Linked DNA regions of Homo sapiens: region 1 is linked to region 2. Evidence: read pairs that join two places in POLR2A ChIA-PET (ENCODE). Cell type or tissue: HepG2. All regions are shown on one strand. Links, peaks and the distances in the headings refer to the core of each region. The heading gives the core; the rest is flanking DNA.

Evidence for each region. ChIA-PET counts read pairs that join two places held together with the same protein. Peaks named below come from ENCODE experiments on the same cell type or tissue, not always from the same donor. Only the 100,000 strongest peaks of a DNase experiment are listed, where the experiment ranks them.
Region 1: POLR2A ChIA-PET joins it to region 2 with 5 read pairs; 1 of 35 experiments calls an interaction of 5 or more read pairs at or near these places.

What each region holds. Positions count from the first base shown.
Region 1 is chrX:50,430,613-50,436,243 of GRCh38, forward strand. The region is part of intron 1 of DGKK (diacylglycerol kinase kappa); the gene reads right to left. Among named protein-coding and RNA genes, the nearest start is that of DGKK, 37 kb to the right of the region's middle. In HepG2, for the core only: no CTCF peak of the experiment used is centred there; DNase peaks (open chromatin) are centred at 479, 1,169 and 2,579; H3K4me3 peaks cover 3,186 bases.
Region 2 is chrX:49,838,324-49,846,040 of GRCh38, forward strand. No RefSeq gene overlaps it. Among named protein-coding and RNA genes, the nearest start is that of PAGE4, 13 kb to the left of the region's middle. RefSeq lists an enhancer at 4,443-4,737. In HepG2, for the core only: CTCF peaks have their summits at 2,530 (motif pointing right) and 4,422 (motif pointing right); DNase peaks (open chromatin) are centred at 2,608 and 4,518.

The DNA.
Region 1 (5,631 bases), core at 22-5,021, 590 kb after region 2:
CACAAAATGGTCTTTGCCAAAACCATGGCAGCCCTTGCAGAGAAGGCTAAAGCTTTGGAAAACTCTGCTTCAGTTTCATTCTGAATCCTCTTTGATAAACCAATACCCAAATCCATTGCTCCCAGAAACTCCCACACCCTGGCACAGGTAGTATCTCTCTCTGGTGCTCTGTACAACTCAGCATGTGTAAATTAATAAATTAATGAGGATAAACATTTCCCTCAATCCATATTTATAAAATATCTTCTATAAAATATTTCAACAGAGTCTGTAAAGCAGCCCAATTTCCTGTATATAATTAACACCCCCCTGCTGCTTAATTGGGAAAGGGCAAGTACAGCTGCTGCTGTGACCTTTTCCTATGCTTCTCCCAAGTCCCTAAAGCTTCTACTATCTGCTACATCTGTTTTTCTGTTGCTTGGTGCATTTTTTTTTAAGAGACAGGGTCTTGTTCTGTCACCCAGGCTGAAGTGCAGTGGCGCAATCATGACTCACTGTAACCTCAAACTCCTGTCTCAAGTAATCCCCTTGCTTCAGTCTCCTGAGTAGTCAAGACTACAGGTGCCCGCCACCATGCCTGACTAATTTTTTCATCTTTTTGTAAAGACAGTCTCGCTATGTTGCCCAGGCTGGTCTTGAACTCCTGGGCTCAAGCAATCCTCCCACCTCTGTAATCCCATTACAGAAATGAGCTACCATGTTCAGCCTGCTTGGTTCGTTTTTGATGCATAAGGCTTTGGGGAATTATTTACCTTTTCCTAGCAAAAGGGTCCCCTGTTATAAGCCAAGTTGAATTCCACCCCCACCCACTCAAAAAGTAGACAAGCATCATGACATGCACCACTACCTGTTATTAGTTGGCTGCTCTTCCGTTTTAATTTCTCTTGTTGCTCTTGTGTAGGAGGCTGGATCAAGTTGGGGGATGAGTAAGCTATCATTCCCAGGTGAGAACTGAATTATTACGGGCACAACTGAGAAGGCCAGCTTTCTGTCTATGACTCCTTCAGTCCAAAGACCTGGAACATCTATTGTCTTTGCTTGGGTTAGAGTGCTGGGAAGAAAGCTGTTTCCTAACACTCGCTTGCCAAAGTTGATTCAAAGCAACTGTGTTTGATTTGGTTAAAATGCAACTCCGGGTGCTTTAGGCTTTAAGAAAGGTCAGACCCACTGCTCCACTGAAAGCTTTACATTCCCCAGGGTCCTGTTGACATGGCAGGAGTCAGACAGACTGGCTCCAGCACTTACTAGCTGTGTGACCTTGGGCAAATCACTTAACCTCTCTGAGCCTCAATTTCCTTGTCTGTTAGATGAGAATACCTTACAGAGCATGTGCCTGCCACTCTGTGAGTCCCTTGTCACTTGTGGATTGTGGAGCCAAGGGCTGCTGCCATCGCTCTGCTCATGCCACTACTGGAATCTTCCCTCCTGGCTGTCTAAGGGCTGCAGCAGCAGGATGAGGAATAGGATGACCAACTGTCCTGGTTTTCCCAGGAGTTTCAGCACTACAATCAGGAGGGTCTTGGGCAAACTGAGACCTCGTGGTCATCCTAACACTGAAAAGCCAGATCTTTCTACCACGCAGGTCTGCAAGGACTGTATCTGCAAATCTCCTCCCACTGCTTCCTGTGCTAAGGAAGAGCTATAGATGAACGTCTGTGTCCCTGTTCTCTATCAGTGAAATAAAAGAAAGTTGATAATGATGCTATACGTATTTATTTTTATGAATAGGCAAAAACTTTAACCAGTTCCTTGCATATCACTAAAAAGGTATTTTACACACGTGAGCAAACATATATACACATATATTCTTTTTTCTTCCTGTAAATCGTAGCATTCTATGTACAATGTTTTGTTTCTTGCTTTCTACACTTAATATACAATGAACCCTTTTAGATGTTGATACATATTAAGTGGTTTCCTTTCTTTTTACAATTGCATAGCATTCTACTAAATGAATGTAATGTGATTTATTTAAACAATTCCCTATTGAAAGACAGTGCTTTCAAATCTTATTTTATTACAAATGACACTGCAAAAACTCTGTATATACATGTCATTTTGCACTGGTCTGAGTACATTGATAAAATAAATATCAAGAGTTGATGACTTTAAAACTAGTCCGCTGGGACCATAAAGCCTAAACACCTATAAGTTTTGGGGGAGCCAAAAACATAGAAACAGGAAACCCAGTGAAAGGAACAATGTAAAGGGAAGCTTAGCCTTTAAGCCTGTGTCTTCTCAAATATCTCTGCCCCTCCCCCCTTCTTCTTTTCTATTACTGGAATTCCTAGGGAGGGTAAGGATCACTAATTGTTTGGGGTATGGGGAGGAGGTGAGCAATCTGAGCCCAGGCTGACAAAGTTCTGAAAGTGGTAACCTGGCCCTTGGTAATTGACCTGGGACTAGCTGCATCCAGGAAGGAGGAAGAGCTCTGCTGAGCCCGCCCAGAACTACTTATAGGTTTGAATGCTGGCTTTGCTGCCTACTAGCTGTGCAGCCTTGAACAAGCCATTTCACTGCGACAAGGGGCCTACTGTTAAGTTGGTAGGATGGAGATACAAGCTCTGGTCTATGTTAGTTCAAAGTCTGTGTTCATGCCACAAAACTGGCCTTTTAACTTTCTGAGCTAACCGTGACCTTAGTAATGAGTAATCTTAGATCTCCCTGCCCTGTTAGAGATTATGAAAATAATGCTCCAAGAGGGGCTGTGCTTACTCAAGTCAAATAGCAAATTAGTTGTAGAGCACTGGGCCTCAGGCCACCGTATTTCAGTTGTGTTGGGACTCCTCACCAACCTCCGTAAGGTGAGTGAAGGTGCCCTATAACTGCAGCCATTGAGATTTCACTGTATTGGGAATGCCTCTTGGAATATGTGCACAGTTACAGGGCTCTAGGGGAATGGCATGGAATGGCATGTGAGGAAACCAGCAGGAAAATGGCTTGACTCTAAGAGTAGGATCAAAAGGAAGGGCTGGGTAAGAGCTTTGGGGGTTTGAGGAGAAAAGTGGCTTATGATAAACCTTCCTGCAGAAGGTTGCCTTTGCTCCACAAATCCAGGGAAGACTCAAAGTTCTGAGTAGGGGAAAGAGGATTGTTTCTGACCATTGGAGAGCCAAAAGCCAAGAAACAGGAAATCCAGTGAAAGGAATAGTATAAGTGGAAGCTTCATGGGAGACACCTATGGCTACAGCAGTAGTTGCTGCTTGCCTAGAAAAGAAGCGTTTTGGTCACACAAAGTTCCTCCAAAAAGATACCAGGGTAACTTGGACCCTGGTCCTCAACCTAAGCAAGATCACAGAGGTCAGGACATCAGTTAGCTTATCTGGTGCTGCCATCGCATAAAAAGTGACAAAGCAATGCCTGCTTCCAATTGCCTTCTTTTCCATTCTTTTACCTGACCATAAGCTACCAGAGAAGAAGGTTCTGCTAACATTCCGTGGACGTTTATTCTCTCAGGGACACTTCCCTCACTGCTTCTAACTAACCCTGGGCTCCCACCACCAAGAAACATGCCCTGTTTATCCTAACCATCTACTATGAGAGCTGTGGCTCCTGTTGTGACTCTGGCGATGGCCCTCATTAGAAGCAGCAGGAGTAGCAATTTCTTCTCTAAGTTTCTCTTCAACCCTCCTTCTCCAAAGGAAGAGATTTGTTTCTGGCTGGCAAATGCCTGCTATTTGCCCTTGCTTTACATGCATTATCTTATTTAATGCCCGCAGCCACAGTCCTGTGAGGGAAGTGAAGAAGTTGGGGCTCAGAGAGGTTAAGTGTCTAGTTCTAAGTCGCAGTGAATAGCAGAGCTGGGGTTTGAACCCTGATCTTTTTTACTTTACTGTCTCTCCCCACCCCACTCTCATATCAAATAACTACATGATGACGGTTATCATGATCTGACTTGGGTGTGAGATCTAACTTGGGGATCACTTCAGTTCACTTCTTTTTTCCCCCAGGGGCCACTATTTCACCCAGCAGGAAAAGCCATGGACCAGTGATATCTGCAGATTTCCCACTAGTTTAGCTGAATTTCTTGAAGGGGACCATGTACTGCAAATGATTTCACAAGAAGGCAGGGAAAAAAAAAAACAGTCCTTTAGAGAGGTACCTGAAATGTCATAATCCTGAATTTTGCATATATACAACTTTGTAACAATATGCTGGACCATGCTTGGGAGCTTCTAAATCTGGAGACTTCAGCCCCCAGAGGTATTTAAAAGTGCTTGCAACCTAAAGCCAAAAAGGAAGCTTGTAAATATGCAAATACAGTTATGCCTCACTTAAAGACAGAGATATATTCTGAGAAACATGTCATTAGGCCATTTCATCATTGTGCTAACAAGAGAGTATGCTTACACAAACCTAGATACCTAGATGGTATTGCCTACTACACACCTAGGCTATATGGCATAAACTATTGCTCTTAGGCTACAAACCTGCACAACCTATTACTGTAATGTAGGCAGTTGTAACACAATGGTATTTGTGTATGTAAACATAGAAAAGGTACAGTAAATATACAATATTATAATCTTATGGGACCACCATAGTATATGAGGTCCATCATCGACTGAGACATTGTTATGCAGCGCATGCCTGTATGTAACTTATTTGGCTACAACTCACTCAAACAGCAAAACAGAGAAACTCAATTTTGGTGATTTCTGTGCTCTGGTTTTTAAAAGTACCCATTTCTTTCCATTCATGGCTTTAAATGCCTCTTAGAAGTGGGGATGGTGAGCCCACATCACCTAAACACGTATACTTGGGAAGTACATGTTTACTCCTGAGCTGGGGAAATTGTTTTATTGCCAAACTGGACCCATGCAGACAGACATCTGAAGGCCTGAATAATACTTAAGAATACATTCACTAAAAAGTCCTCTGGGGAATAAGTGGTTAGATTATAAAGAGGGGATGTGTGGGTTTGGTTTTTACTTTTTCTCAGTTTTATGAAGTGGCATTACCAAGAATCATGAGGAAGGTAGACAGAAATTGATGCTAGACCAGTTGGTTCTGTTTGCTTCTTGCAGCAGTGGTGGTCTAGGGAAGATGAAATTCACTAATTCATTAGGAGTTGTGTATGAGTGGTGGGAAAAGGAGTGTGTGTGTGTATGTGTGTGTGTGTATGAGAGAGAGAGAGAGAGAGATATTCAGAAAGAGAGAGAGAGACTCAGAGAGAGAGAGAGAGAATGCCTCTGTACCACCAGTGGTAGGTGAGAGCAGGAGGAAAGTGTCAGGTAAGGTCACCTCAGGGGTTGGATTGGCTTGGGAGTAGAATGGGTGATGACAGATTGATGGGAGCCCTCACTCAATTCCTAAAGCTGTGGGTAGCCTTGCTGCCTCTGAGCAGAGGATTGTCCCTGGCTGAACACAATTGCCTCACATGGAGTCAGGAGATATGGTAGTTTGACAGTCTATCACACTTGGAGGGAAAAGAGAGGGAAGAGAAGTGACTGCATGAGACACTAGTCTGTCAAAGAAGAAACTATGTTGTGGGCCTTGGTTCCACAGAAATTACTGGCCAGGTAACAAAGCTGAAAAGCTGTACCAATGTGAATGTATTCTTGGTAACAGGAGGCTATCAGGGACAAGCCTCCTGGAGAAATAATAGTGAAATGAAGTGCTAACAGTTGG
Region 2 (7,717 bases), core at 1,621-6,620:
GTAGATATAGATAGATGATAGATGGACAATAGCGGTAGATAAATGATATGAAAATAGCTAAAAGCTAAACCAGACAGATATATCTGTGCATTGGTTTCCTCACGTGAAATGGTACCTATTTCATAGGATTATTGTGAGGATTAAATGACTTCATACGTTCGAGTCCTTGGAACAGTGCCTGGCACACAGTAAGTGCTCAATAAATGTTTTCTTTCGGATAATACTGGTGTGGAGATGGTGGAGGAAGACAGGCTGGCTCGATGTGATAATCTCTTTCGCCATCTTGTGGTCAGTGGGGCACAGGCCACACAGCAACATTAATGCCAATTAGCAGCATGGGTTCACTTTGCACGTTTTCAATCCTCTTCATAGGTAAGTGTAGGAGTTCAGGCCTTAGGGATGGAGGACCTAGGACTTTTAAAATCGAAAAAGAGCTTAAAGAAATAAACAAATAACTTTACAAATGGGTAGCCAGAATAGGACTTAGAGACCCCTACTCTAGTCATCTTTGACACCAGATGCTCCTGATCCCTAGTCCTGTCAGTGTCAAAAAGAAAGCAAATTGGCGGTCCCCTGTTTTTTGTTTTGTTTTGTTTTGTTTTGTTTTGTTTTCAGGTTCCTCTTTTCCTGTCAGGCTTCTTAGTTGTATCAACAGAACCAATTTTAGCTTACCCAGAAAAGGGATTTTTGAACACCTATTGAGTAGCTCAGGGAAACCTCAAAAAGGCCAGAGAATCTGGTTTGGGAGCTAGGTGGCCACGAGTTGCAATCCTACCCCCTCTGCGGACAGGAGCTACTGAGGCTGAGTCCAGCACCACTAGGATATCTCTTACAGTTGTTTGTGAAAACTCAGTACGGCTGCTTGTGAAAACTCAGTGTCTCTCTGACACTGTCACCAGGCATAGCTTCTTCTGTTCTTCTGATTTCCGCTGGTCTCTTCACGTGTTTCTCCTGATTCAAAATCTGAATGGGGAACATCTAATTGGTGGAGCCTAGGGCTCACACCTCTCCTCTAGGCTGAGTTCTGGTTTCCACCTTAGGGAGGAAGGACTCTTTTTTTTTTTTTTTTGGAGACAGATTCTTGCTCTGTCACCCAGGCTGGAGTGCTGGAGTGTAGTGGCACAATCTCAGCTCACTGCAACCTCCTGGGAGGAAGGACTCAATGCAGGGCTTCTCCAAAATTTAAAAGGGCTATTCAGAAGAGCCTGGGTAGGACAGGGGATGATGATGCTCTGACTTTGGGAAAACAGCATTGAGCATGTGTGCTTCAGAGTCCCACATCCCTTCTCCAGGTCCTGTCTATCTAGCTGTAGGTTCTACATATGACCCAGGCAGTACTGGGAATCTAGGTCTGTTTGACTCAGTGGTCAGGCCGGGTATGGTTGCACATGCCTGTAATCCCAGCTACTCGGGAGACTGAGGTGGGAGGATGGCTTGAGTCCAGTAATTCAAAGCAGCAGTGAACTATAATCATGCAACTGCACTCCGGCCTGAGTGACAAAGCAAGACCTGCCTCTTAAAAACAAAAAAATGGTGGTCAGACTCCATATTGATTATTAGGGGACAGGTCATGGTGATACCAGATGGAAGGATTTTTTTGGACAGGGAAGTCCATGGGGGCGGTGGGGCACAGGTTCCATGGCCGACTGGTTTACCACTGTATTCAACAGCAGCTAGCTTGGTGCCTCAATACATGACTGAAAGAATGGTGGAATAAGAGAACAAACTAAGCTGGCCACCTTCCTTCTGTAGTTGTAAAATTTCACTGACACTTAGGGCCCCTAATTTCGGAAGAAACCTAAGAGATGTGTTTTGGAGGTGTCTTGTTAGATAAGGGAGATCAAGAAAGGTAACTCCACTCATACCAAGCTACACCTTCACGTAGGGTTTCTGACTCCCATCCAGGAGGTGACTCCCCTCCACATTTAGTGTCTCCACTCAGAGGAAAAGAACAATCAAGTGTGTGCTACAAGATTCTACTGTCCATCCACACATTTTCTTTCTTTCTTTCTTTTTTGCAACAGAGTCTCACTCTGTCACCCAGACTGGAGGGCAGTGGCAGGAGGCTCACTGCAACCTCCGCCTCCCAGGTTCAAGCGATTCTCCTGCCTTACTCTCCTGAGTAGCTGGGATTACAGGCATGCAGCACCACACCCGGCTAATTTTTGTCTTTTTAGTAGAAACGGGGTTTCACCATCTTAGCCAGGCTGGTCTTTAACTCCTGACCTCAGGTAATCCACCGACCTTGGCCTCCCAAACTGCTGAGATTACAGGCGTGAGCCACTGCGCCCGGCCCATCCAGATATTTTCTTGAAACAATTCTGCACTTAGGACATATTTCCAGGAGAAATTGATGAAACATTCCCATAGTGGAATTGCTTGAGATTGCTGGGCCTCAAGGTCTATTGGAATCTAACTTCAACATCCAGCTGATGGGTCAGCCTGCGGCCTCCATATTTCCTTCTATGAATCAATGATGGCAAGTGCCCATCTCTGGCCACGCCAGCTGAAAGGCACAGACCACCAGAGGGAGCAGGTGTGCCTCTTCCATGGTGGAACATGGCACTTCCTGTTTGCCGCCCCCCCCAACCTGCCCTGCTCTGGAAAACACCACTGTTGCTTAGCAACAGGGAAGGCAGTCATCCAGGGCCCCATGTTTCTATCAGTCACCAACCCAAGTGAGACATGGAATGTAAAGGCCTGCCTTCAGATCACATCTACTGTAGCACTTTGGAACTTGCTGGCCACTCAAAATGTGGCCTGTGACCCTTCAACATTTCAGGGGTCCCCAAGACCACCCAGACATTCAGTGAATTAGCTAGGACTCATGGGACTCAGTATATTATTGTACTCATGGCTGTTATTACAGCAAAAGGTTATACAATATGATCAGCAAGAAATAGAAAGAACAGGTGGGGTCTGCAGAAGTCCACGCACAGGCTTCCTCATGCTCTCTTTCTCCTGTGAGGGGGCCCATAGAGCACATCCTTCCCCAAGAATGAAAATGCACAATATGTGGGTAATGTTTTGCCCAGGGAAGCTCACTTAGTGCCCCAAATTTTTACTAGGGTCTGGTCATTAGGCACCCCCTGCCTATTATGTACCCAAGTTCCAGACTCTCGGAAGGAAAGCAGGTGTTCAGAATAAACTACGTTGTTGGTACAAACTGGTTAGGCACTGTGAACCACCCTTCTCAATTAGGGAACATGTCAACTGCTGTCTTAGTTTTCTATTGCTGCCATAACAAATGATCACAAACTTAGAGGCTTAAACTGTATAAATGAATCGTCTAACAATTCTGTAGGTCAGAAGTCCAGCTTAGGTCTCTGGGCTGAAATCAAGGTGTTGGCAAAGTTGTGTTCCTTTCTAGAGGCTCTAGGGGAGAATCCATTTCCTACTCATTCCAGGTCGGCAGAATTCAGTTTCTTGACATTGTAGGACAGAGGTCCCTGTTTCCTTAGGCTGTCATCTGAGGGCCATTCTCAGCTTCTATAGGCCACCACATTCCTTAGCTTGTAGCATTTTCCTCCACCTTCAAAGCCAGAACAGTGAGTCGAATCCTTCTCAAGTCACATCTCTCTGGCCACAGCTGGGAAAGGTTCGCCACTTTTATGGTCTCCTGTGATTGGATTGGGTCCACCCAGTTAATCCAGGATAATCTTCCCATCCCAAAGCCCCAACCCTTAATCATGTCTACAAAATCCTTTTTGCCATGTAAAGTAACATATTCATAGGTCCCAGGGATTAGGACGTGGACATCCTTGCATATCCAGTATTTTGCCTACCACAAGTGCCAAGTTCCTAGATGCCAGCCAAGGGTCTTTCTAAATATAACAGTCTCAGGGATGCTATGTTAACTCTTTTCTGCATACTCATGCATATCTAAAGGAAGGTGACATCATGAGTGATAGGGGATACCCTCTTCCAATATCTTGTAGCCCCTTTCATGCTTAAAATGTCTTGGACTTCATAAACAACTGGACCCGGGGCTCAGCCCACAAAGATGCCTTATAACCCAGATTCCAATATGGCATACACATTCTGACCTTGGGACTGCGCAGTGCTATCCCTTTCCTGCTTCAACCTGGACAGGAGCCAACGTCTAGGAAACTGTTAGGTTACGTTCTCTCAAGCATAGGACTTGACAGAAAATATATTTCAGTTTAAATTCTTAGCTATGTACCAAGAGCAAGTTATTTGTTCTCTGTAAGTCTCATTTCCTCATCTGCTTCCAGGTATAACACACTGTCTTATAGATTTAAATGACAGAATACATACAATAAGGTATGTGTAAGGCAGTGCTTTCCAGATCACAATGGCTAGTGTGCTAGGAGATGGAACATCCAGTAGGAACAAAAACAAGACTAAAGTCTCCTGTTTCAACATGGAGCTTCCTCTAGGGGGAGAAAGAAGAGAAGAGGCAGAGGTTCACTTTTAGGATCTGCCTGGGTCTTTTTTTTTCCTCCTGAGCTCATCACTTTATTGACAAACTTATTTCTCCTTCTTCCTGTGAAGGTGTGATATTGTGAATGATTAACCTTTGTTTTTCACCCCAAGCTCCAGCTTGCCCTTGTACTCTTGGCCCTGCTGCAGATGACAGACCCAAGGCTTCTGCCCCAGGGTAGAGTTATTTCAGCAGAAATGCAAATAGAATCAAAGAGCCCAAGATCAGCATTTGAGTCACAGAAGAGATTTCAGAAAATGTACACTGAGAAAATAGAACTAAACGAAAGGCTTTTTGAGTTGGAAGATCTTAGGTCTTTTGAATACCAAGACATAAGGACCTGGCCTATCGACAGGCATACAAGGATATATGGTTTGTCCAAGGGACTTCCAGCCATCTAAGACTAGATAAAGCTCCCTTACACTAAAGGGAGGGCTGAGAGGGAGGCAGAGAGATACCGATGACATTCAAGGCCAGGGGATTTCAACCTCCATTTTAGACTATGTTGAAATCTTAAGGAGAATCAATCTCTCTCTCTCTCTCTCTCTCTCTCTCTCTCCTCTCCTCTCCTCTCCTCTCTCTCCCTCCTCTCTCTCTCTCTCTCTCTCTCTCCTCTCCCTGCTCCCGACTGGTTTGGGTTCCCTTTCATTTCATCTCCAAATATCACAATGGTATTCCCTGGAGGGCAAGAAAGACTTTTAGTCTGGGCCTTGGGATTGAGGAAATAGAAGAGAATCTGTGGTGTTTACAGACACTAGCACCATCCATTAGGGTAGGAACAGTAAGAAAGCAAAGGTTTGTGTCAAAGACTTGAAGTTTTCCTAGTGTGGGTCTTCAGAAAACCACTTTAGGGCCTCTGAGAAAAAAGACACTGCCATACTGGCTTGGTAGTGAGAGTCAGGTAAAGACCTCATTCCTCCCATTACTGGAACAGCCATGAGGTCTCCTGACAGCAAGGTGACAATGTCCAGATAACAACAGGTGAACAAAATAGCCCTACATACCCAGAGACAGAGCCACTTGCCTTGGGCCCAGCTGTTCACTAAGTCATCGGGTTCTTCCATTTCAGTGCAAGGGTGCCTAGCCAATGTAGTGAGCAAAGGTTGATTTCAAGATTGAATTTTGAGGGATCAAAGTTGGAGCAGGTCAAAATTATTAACAACTCGGCGATGCCCGATCCCTTCTGCCTGCAGCTACTAACACTGCATGGTTCCTAGCTTAACAACCCTCTGAATTTTGGGGAAGCTTCCTGTAAACACTAAATAAAACAAACAATATGTCTTGAGAGCAGTGTGTATTATGGTTAAAAGCAACTGAATATTGTTCCTCCAGCTGGGTTGCATGAATGCATATCAGGGGAACCATGAGTCCCATTGAATTACAGGCAAACGTACTATGCCAGGTGCTTTTCATGCATTTTTCAAGGGAGAAGAGATATAGCGTAATCAGATTCTCAGAGGGGTCTGAGTCTTAAGCCACTGTTGCAATGGGGAGTCTTGGATTTGTGCTTTATTAACTGTGTGTCCTGTGAAAATTCATAGGGAACCCCCATGTCATATTTTCCTGCCAGTAGAGTGGAAAAAACCAATATCAACCCCATAACATTATTGTGGGGAATTAATTAAAAGATGCTTTATAAATAAATTCGTTTTAAATGAGACGTTCATGTGTTCCCTTCCCCATCCCCCAATAAATAGCTCTATTAAATAAAAGGCAACCGGTTGAGATTTTGGATAACAGAGATATGTATTTTTCAAAAATGTATGTGTACACAGTTTATATATGTGGAATAATGATGTGTCTAATCCTGTATTTTTTCAAGAATCATTTTCATAGATTATTTGGCATCGTGTGCTTTAAAATAATGATGATGATGATAATGATAATTCTTTGCACTTGCATAGCCAGTAGTCCTCTCATTTATCTCATCGGTTGTTGACAAAGCCCTCCTCTTACTCTTGTAAATGAAATGAGGCTAGTGCTGGGTCTGCAGTGTTTGGTTGCCATGGTTTAAATTCGTTTCATAAGCTGTTGCTTGGCAATCCCACGCGTCAGCTGGCTCTTTTTCCTCAGCACTCTCGCCACACGCTGTCTGAAGTATAATGAGACTGAGGCTGGGCAAAGGAGGATGGCAGTCCCCAAGCACGTTCCATCTTCCCACACAACACTGTTTGTTACCATGATGCTTGATAAATGTGTTAAAAGCAGAGCAGTGAAGTGGTTGCAAACATGGGATTTAGTGTCACATAGACCTGGGTTCAAGTTCTGGGTTGGGATTTGGCTCAGTGTCTCCTTTGGCCATTCACCTAGAAACCCGTCTCAGTTTCTCCATGTATCAAGTGAGAGATTATAATATGCAGCACCTGGAGTGGATGTGAGAATTGGAGGAAAAAATTCATTTAAAGTACCTGCACACAGTAGGTGCTCAGTAGCTGTAACCTGTACTAATAAGGGTCATGGGAGCTGGTAGAACTATAACTTTCCTTGTTCTGTAGTAAAATGCTCTGATGTAGCAGTCAGTTTGGACTTAATTTGTGTAGTTGTGGCCCACTTTCTTTTATACATAGTATGAGTGGGCTCACTACAAATCCATAGAGTAAAACAGAAATTTATAAATAAACTATCAGGATCAAGGAAAAGACTGGGAGTGTTGTGACTAAAGGAAGACAAGTAGAGATGCTGCAGACAGAACATATCAATAGATGTCCACTCCAGGTAGTGAGTGGGTAGGCACTGTGCATTCAAAGGGGCTGTCATGGGGGAGGCTTCTCTCCTCCCTAGATAAACACATACCCATGGGCAGTGGTGTGCAGGTAAAACAGCTCTCAGGGAGAGAAAAGCCTTGATTTGTAACATTTGCCTATTTCTGTGGTGTAAATACTCCTACCATGACCAATTTTAAACTACCAATGTGATGCCATTGAAGGGAGTGTAGAGTTGGAAAGCAATGCCCACAATTGGCTCTCGGGAGCCCATCAGAGCCTGCTTCAGCGCAGAAGTAATCCCTTCCCTAGGGGAAGCTTTTTTGTTTTTGCTTTTGTTTTTTTTCTCTTTTGTGGACATTTCCAACAAGCTCTTGTATTTATAGCAGTTTAGGGAGGTCAGTTCTCAGGACTGCTCTTCTGGCATTTGATTTTCCCTGATTGGAAGCATATGGCTGAGGAAATAGCCTCTGTTCTGTTGTGCAGGCCCATCCCACATCTCCATAGGCTGACTTCAGCACCCTTTCTGGCTTAAGATCAGGAGCCCATGATCTTTGCAGGATCCAGAGGA